Regions from separate parts of the Homo sapiens genome. Here region 2 is linked to region 1. A link is a contact called in ENCODE Hi-C or POLR2A ChIA-PET data. All regions are on one chromosome and are shown on one strand. The core of a region is the stretch at or near the end of the contact, and the rest is flanking DNA. Distances in the headings are between cores, read along the strand shown. Region 1 overlaps UNC13A (unc-13 homolog A). Region 2 overlaps COLGALT1 (collagen beta(1-O)galactosyltransferase 1).

The links. A loop is a pair of places that touch in the nucleus more often than their neighbours do. ChIA-PET counts read pairs that join two places held with the same protein, here RNA polymerase II (POLR2A). Pooled maps may share reads with other maps.
Region 2: a pooled map shows a loop between it and region 1 (2.1-fold over the local background). The contact joins two enhancer-like sites. A Hi-C loop is called at or near these places in 2 of 50 pooled maps. POLR2A ChIA-PET finds 5 or more read pairs at or near these places in 5 of 52 experiments (BJ, GM12878, RWPE1 and 2 more).

What each region holds. Positions count from the first base shown.
Region 1 is chr19:17,678,898-17,681,981 of GRCh38, reverse strand. The region is part of intron 1 of UNC13A (unc-13 homolog A); the gene reads left to right. Among named protein-coding and RNA genes, the nearest start is that of UNC13A, 7.9 kb to the left of the region's middle. Within about 2 kb of position 1,686, at least 6 of the 41 ENCODE cell types and tissues checked have a DNase peak (open chromatin) inside an H3K27ac peak, as active enhancers do.
Region 2 is chr19:17,578,589-17,581,517 of GRCh38, reverse strand. It overlaps COLGALT1 (collagen beta(1-O)galactosyltransferase 1), which reads right to left. Exons shown (of 12, transcript NM_024656.4): 10 at 1,909-2,036; 11 at 613-819; 12 at 1-341. The coding sequence ends at 74. Among named protein-coding and RNA genes, the nearest start is that of COLGALT1, 24 kb to the right of the region's middle. RefSeq lists enhancers at 1,284-1,578, 1,413-1,622. Within about 2 kb of position 1,662, at least 4 of the 41 ENCODE cell types and tissues checked have a DNase peak (open chromatin) inside an H3K27ac peak, as active enhancers do.

The sequences.
Region 1 (3,084 bases), core at 437-2,936:
GACTCCGTCAAAAAAAAAAAAAAAAAAAAATCAATGATGATGTTTTTATTAATGGAGACTAAAAGCTTTCTGGAAGGCGGTTCTGAGTGCAGGACATTTCTGAGAGTCCACTGCATTCTGGGGCCCGAGGAGCGCTCCAAGAGGGGTCCCCCAGGGCCACTCCAGGAGGGAGCCTAGTTCGTTGAGGGTACACGGGTGGGACCGAGCATTCAGCACCGTGGACAGCGCCTGCCCGCGCCTCTGGGGGACAGCTCTTAGCTCAGCCTCCCAGGATTAATGGAGGAGGTGACGTCATTCCTTCCGTGAATTACTATTTAATGAGCACCTACTATAGGCTAGGCCTACTTCTAAGTGGTTCATGGTAAACAACACACACACAAATCCCTTATTCCCGAAGCTCTCTGGAACTCCAGGTTCTTGGTGTTTTTTACACTGAAGGCTCAGTCTGGCTCTGGTCTATTTGTGTCAACGGAGGATAAGGGTCCTCATTTAGTGTCTCCCAGATGCGAAACCAGCACAGCTGAGGTCTTTTATCCTAAAGCCCATCCATCTCCCGCTGAAATGCCCTCCACCAACATCACACACAAAACGATCAAATCTCCTATAATCTATTTCTGGATTCTCTATGCTTCCTCCCTTCCCCCAAGCTAATCCTGGGGCGGGTGGGCTTTCAGAAGCCCTAGACGGCTGGATCTCCACCTCCTGTCTCCCCACCCCATCCCACGTGGCAGGTCAGGGAGCCAGTGCCCCAAGACTGCAGTCCCCCCTAATTAGAATCCAGGGTCAGTCAGCCATGTGGTTCACGCCTGTAATTCCAACACTTTGGGAGGCCGAGGGGATGGCTTGAGCCTTGAAGCCAGCCATAGCAACATAGCAAGACCCCATCTCTACAAAAAAAAAAAAAAAAAAAAAGGAATAGCCAAGCATGGTGATGCGCACCTGCAGTCTCAGCTACTCGAGAGGCTGAGTGGGGAGGATCGCTTGAACCTGGGAGATCGAGGCTGCAGTGAGCCATGATCACACCACTGCCCTCCAGCCTGGAGCCTGGGCAACAGAGAGAGACCCTGTCAAAAAAAAAAAAAAAAAAAAAAAGAAAAGAAAAGAAAAAAAAAGAAGAAGAAGAAGAGAAAAGAAAGAAAAAGAAAAGAATCCAGGGTATTCAAATCCTAGAATCCAGGCCAGGGACACCTTTAGAACACAACCAAATAATAAAAACAGTAAAGATATCAGTAATAATAATAATAGTATAAATGACACTATAATCATTCTGCAGAAGGGGTGAGGGAGGAAGAGGAGGGAAGAAGAGGAGGAGAAAGGAGAGGGAAGGGAGATCAGCCACTCCGTCTCCCCATTTTCCAGATGCAGAAACGGAGGCGCGAAGCCAGGCTGCAGGGGTGTCCCGCAGCCTGAACTCCTGCCTCAGCCTCCCCGGGTACGGCCACTACATTCATCAGTCAGCGCTTCTGGGGGCCCCAAAGACCTTTGAGGCCGCATGACGCGGTGTCTTCACCCGCTCGTCGCTGGGGACAGCAGTGGGCACCCCCCTCATCCCCGCCCCCCTGTCCGCCGGCGCGCCTCCCACGCCCTCCGCGCGCCCACGCTATAAATAGCCTCATGCGTGTGACCCGAAGCCCGCTGGGGAAGGGTGGCGCTTCCGCCCCGCTGACCCTGATACAGCAACCCGGCGCAGGCGGGGAGGTGGCGGGATGTGACGACGAAGACGGTGACTCAGGGACCATTTACTGACCGGGGAAGACAGGGAGAGAGACTGGGTTCCTTCTCTGAGCCCCCTTCCTCCTCCAAGCCTCTCCCCCGATACCACCCTCCCCTCTGCGCCCATCCCCCTTCCCGAATCCCCTCCCTCACCGCGAACACCCTTCCCTCCTGAGAACCCCCTCGCCACTCTCGGCCCCCTTTCCTGTCCCCTTTTCCCTCTGAGACCCCTCTCCCACTGGGAGCCCCAGTGATGAAAAATCATGGATGTCCTCAACCTGGACCTCGGCAGGGAGCTAAGTGCAGGAGCCTGGCTTCAGCTATCAGAGGGTACAGCCCTCCAGCCGGTCCCCCACTGCCTGAGGACCCCAACGGAGACCATTCCCCTCTAGCCAAGAGAGGCTGCAGGAAGGAGCTGAGGCTTAGGGAAGAGGAGCCGGACTGACCAAGGGAGGGGCACAAGAAGGGCAGAGACAGTGAGAGAGAGAAGGAGAGAACAGAGACCAAAAGAAGACGACCAGAGTGGAGAGAAATAGAACGGGGAGGAGGGAGATGAGAGACAGGGATTGGGAAAGAGAGAGAGAGAACAGATCAAGGAGCTACTGGGCTCCCCGCTGAGCCTAAATCCATGGTTTATAAAACAGGGCACAGTTGGAGGAGCTTCAAGTGAGCCCAGCCCAGTCTAGACCCCAGTGAGCCCCTTGTATCACCCCCCAGAGCCTGTCACTTTCCCACCCCCATATGCATCCCTACTTTTCTCCCCCAACTGCCTCTCCTCTCCCCAGTGTCTCCTCCACCTGCCTGCCCTCCCTAGTGGAAATCTTTCCCCCTCTCTCTTTTATTATTATTATTATTATTATATATTTTTTGAGACAGAGTCTTGCTCTGTCGCCCAGGCTGGAGTGCAATGGCGTGATCTTGGCTCACTGCAACCTCCGCCTCCTGGGTTCAAGCGATTCTCCTGCCTCAGCCTCCCGAGTAGCTGGGACTACAGGCGTGCACCATCATGCCCGGCTAATTTTTGTATTTTTAATAGAGATGGGGTTTTACCATGTTGCCCAGGCTGGTCTCGAACTCCTGACCTCATGTGATCCACCTGCCTCGGCCTCAAAGTGCTGGGATTACAGATGTGGGCTACCACGCCCAGCCTCTCTCCCTTTTAAATTATTATTTTTAGACATGGGATCTTACTACATTGCCCAGGCTGGTCTTGAACTCCTGGGCTCAAGGGATCCTCCTGCCTTAGCCTTCCTAGTAGCTGGGATTACAGGCATGTGCCTCTATGCCTGGTACTCTCGCTGTCTCCTTGTGTCTCTCTATTTCTCTCCATCTGTCCAGACTCTCCTCTCTTGCTTTCATGCCCATCATTTC
Region 2 (2,929 bases), core at 413-2,912, 100 kb after region 1:
GGACCTGATGTCCTCAGTAAGCACGTGGAGCCTGGGCCACCGATGGCTGCTTTGGCTTTCTGGCTGCTACCCCTCAGAGTTCATCCCGGGCAGCACTGTCCAGTGGGGACTGGAGCACGTCCGAGTTCTTGGCCTCACGGCTCAGTGCCTGCTGCTCCCGCATCTTCTGGGACTTGGCGCGGTCCCAGTCGGTCTTGACGTGCTCATTGTTCCATACGACTGAGGTCTCGGTGTCACTCACATAGCCATCGTCTCCTGTGTAGTGTGTGGGGTAGATGAGCAGCGGCTCCACAGAGAAGGCATGCAGGTTGCGGAGGGAGAAGTGGGCCTTGTACTCGGACCTGGGGGGAGGAGGAGGGGAGTGAGGGGCAGCAATGGCTTCAGGGGACGGGACAGCTGGAGGAAAAATTGGGGGTGAAGAAGTCAGCGGGGACAGATTAAAACGTAAGTGTGCAGGGGATACAAATGGAGACAGATCTGCGAGGGGGCAAACGGAGGGAGAAGTAGGCAAAAGAAGAGACATCTTCTCGGAGGCCGTGAGTCTCACATCCCCATTCTCCCAGGACAGACCCACCGTGAAACCCCAGCCCAGCAGCCGCCTGCCCCTCTCACACTGGGTGTTTGTCGAACATGACGGGCAGGAACTCGTCCACAGGCAGCATCTTGGAGAGCGGCTCAGCAGCCAGCAGTTTGCGGGCGCCTTGCAGGGAGATCACGTAGGCCAGGGTCCAGTAGGAATAGTCGGCCTCCACCAGGTTCCTCACGCGAGGCACAGCCTTCTCGGGGTGCTCCACCTGCATCCGCTTCCGGCCCACATAGCTGGGGTGCAAGATCGGGCCTGTCACTCTCCTCCCGCCCTCCGGAGGGAGCTTGCCCAGAAAGCCAGGGATCTAGTTACCCCGTCAGGTCCTGGGATGGGAGCAGGCTCAGCATGTTTGCAGAGCTCTGTGACTGGATGGAGTGAATGCAGGAGCCCAGGGGTCTGGCGGTCATGGGGGAGAAGAGTGAGTTTTTCCAAAGGGCGTGAGGGAGCCATGGAGGATCTGGAGCTGGGGAGAGCAGGATCACGCAGACGTTCTCTGAGGCTGAAGCTGCTCTGAGTTCAGAGGACAGTGGGGGTGGAGGTGGGCGAGGTGCCCTGATGGGGGGGCAGTCAGGAATGGAGGGGTGCAGTTACTATTCACATGGGGCAGTGTTCCCAGAATGCAGATTAGGGCACTGCACATGGAAGGGAAAAAAGAGATGGAGGAAGGGAGAGGACAAACCAGCCCACTTACAGAAGAGAAGGACGGCTCCAGTGCTGGAAACATGTTGGTGGCACTCCCATCCAGGGGCTTGTCTAAGACCAGGCGCCCTGGCCACGCCCCCACACTCTTCGGCCACACCTCCAGCTCTGACCACACCCCCATGCTCTTCAGCCACGCCCACAGGCTGCCCGGTCAAATTTTAGCCACATCCACCTCCACAGGCCTCAGTCAAGTCTCTAAGCCTTGACCAAGCCTGCAGGCTTCCGGCCAGGTCCCTTGAGTTCTGGGTGATCCTTCCAACGCCCTTCCCTATAGGCTACAGCCCTGACAGTGCCTTCAGGCCCAGGAACCACGTGAGCCCTCCTGCTACGCTTCCAAGGGTTGGCCACGCCTGCCACCCTGACCACACCCAGACATACAGGCTCTAGGCTCAGCTGCAGCGCTGTGGCCACGCCCGTAGGATTCAGCTCCACTCCGCCTCCCAGCCCCACCTCTAAGCCCTGGCCATGTACCTAGGCTCCAGTTCCACCCCACCTTCAAGCCCCGCCTCTAAGCCATGACCCATCCCCAGGTCCCAGCTCCACCCTGCCCCCACCCCCACCTCTAAGTCCTGGCCTTGCCCCAGGCCCCAGCTTCACCCCATCCTCAGACCCCCACTCACATGAGGTCCCAGTCCAGGCCCTCCCGCTCCACATCCCGCATGAGGTTCATCAGACGTCTCTTGAAGAAGATCTCAAAACGCAGGTCATCCTCAAACACAAGCGATTTCTGCAGCCCCCGGTCCACCACCTGAGGGAGGAAGCCCCGCCACATCACAGGGAGGCCAAGGCCAGGCCTGACCCTAAAGCACAGAGCTTTGCTTTGAGAAGGTTTGAAAGACCCGTAGAGAAGCCAGTGCATCTCCCTGCCTCTCCTAGCTCCAGGGACATCTGGACATCCAAACCTCTGCCCTCTGCCGTCCATAATGGATCTCAGAAGAGAAAGGCCTCCCAGCCCCTCAAATGCCCACGCCTCATGCACCTCCCGCCTTGCAGCCGCACACCCCCATTTGGCTTCACATTCGATAACAAGTTTTTCTTTTCTTTTTCTTTTTTTTTTTTTTTGAGACGGAGTCTCGCCCTGTCGCCCAGGCTGGAGTGCAGTGGAACGATCTCAACTGCAACCTCCGCCTCCCAGGTTCAAGTAATTCTGCCTCAGCCTCCTGAGCAGCTGGGATTACAGGCATGTGCCACTACGCCCGGATTTTATTTTTCTTTTTTTGAGATGGAGTGTCACTCTTGTCGCCCAGGCTGGAGTGCAATGGCATGATTTCAGCCCACTGCAACCTCTGCCTCCTGGGTTCAAGTGATTCTCCTGCCTCAGTCTCCCAAGTAGAGGGATTACAGGTGCCCACCACCACACCCAGATAATTTTTGTATTTTTAGTAGAGTCTAGGTTTCACCATGTTGGCCAGGCTGGTCTTGAACTCCTGACCTAAGGTGATCCGCCTGCCTCGGCCTCCCAAAGTGCTGAGATTACAGGCATGAGCCACCACGCCCAGCCATTTTTCTTTTTTCTGAGACACGGTTTTGCTCTGCTGTCCAGTCTGCAGTGCAGTGGCACGATCTTGGCTGACTGCAGCCTTAACTCCTGGGCTCAAGCCACTCTCCCACTTTAGCCTCCCAAATAGTTGGGACCACAGG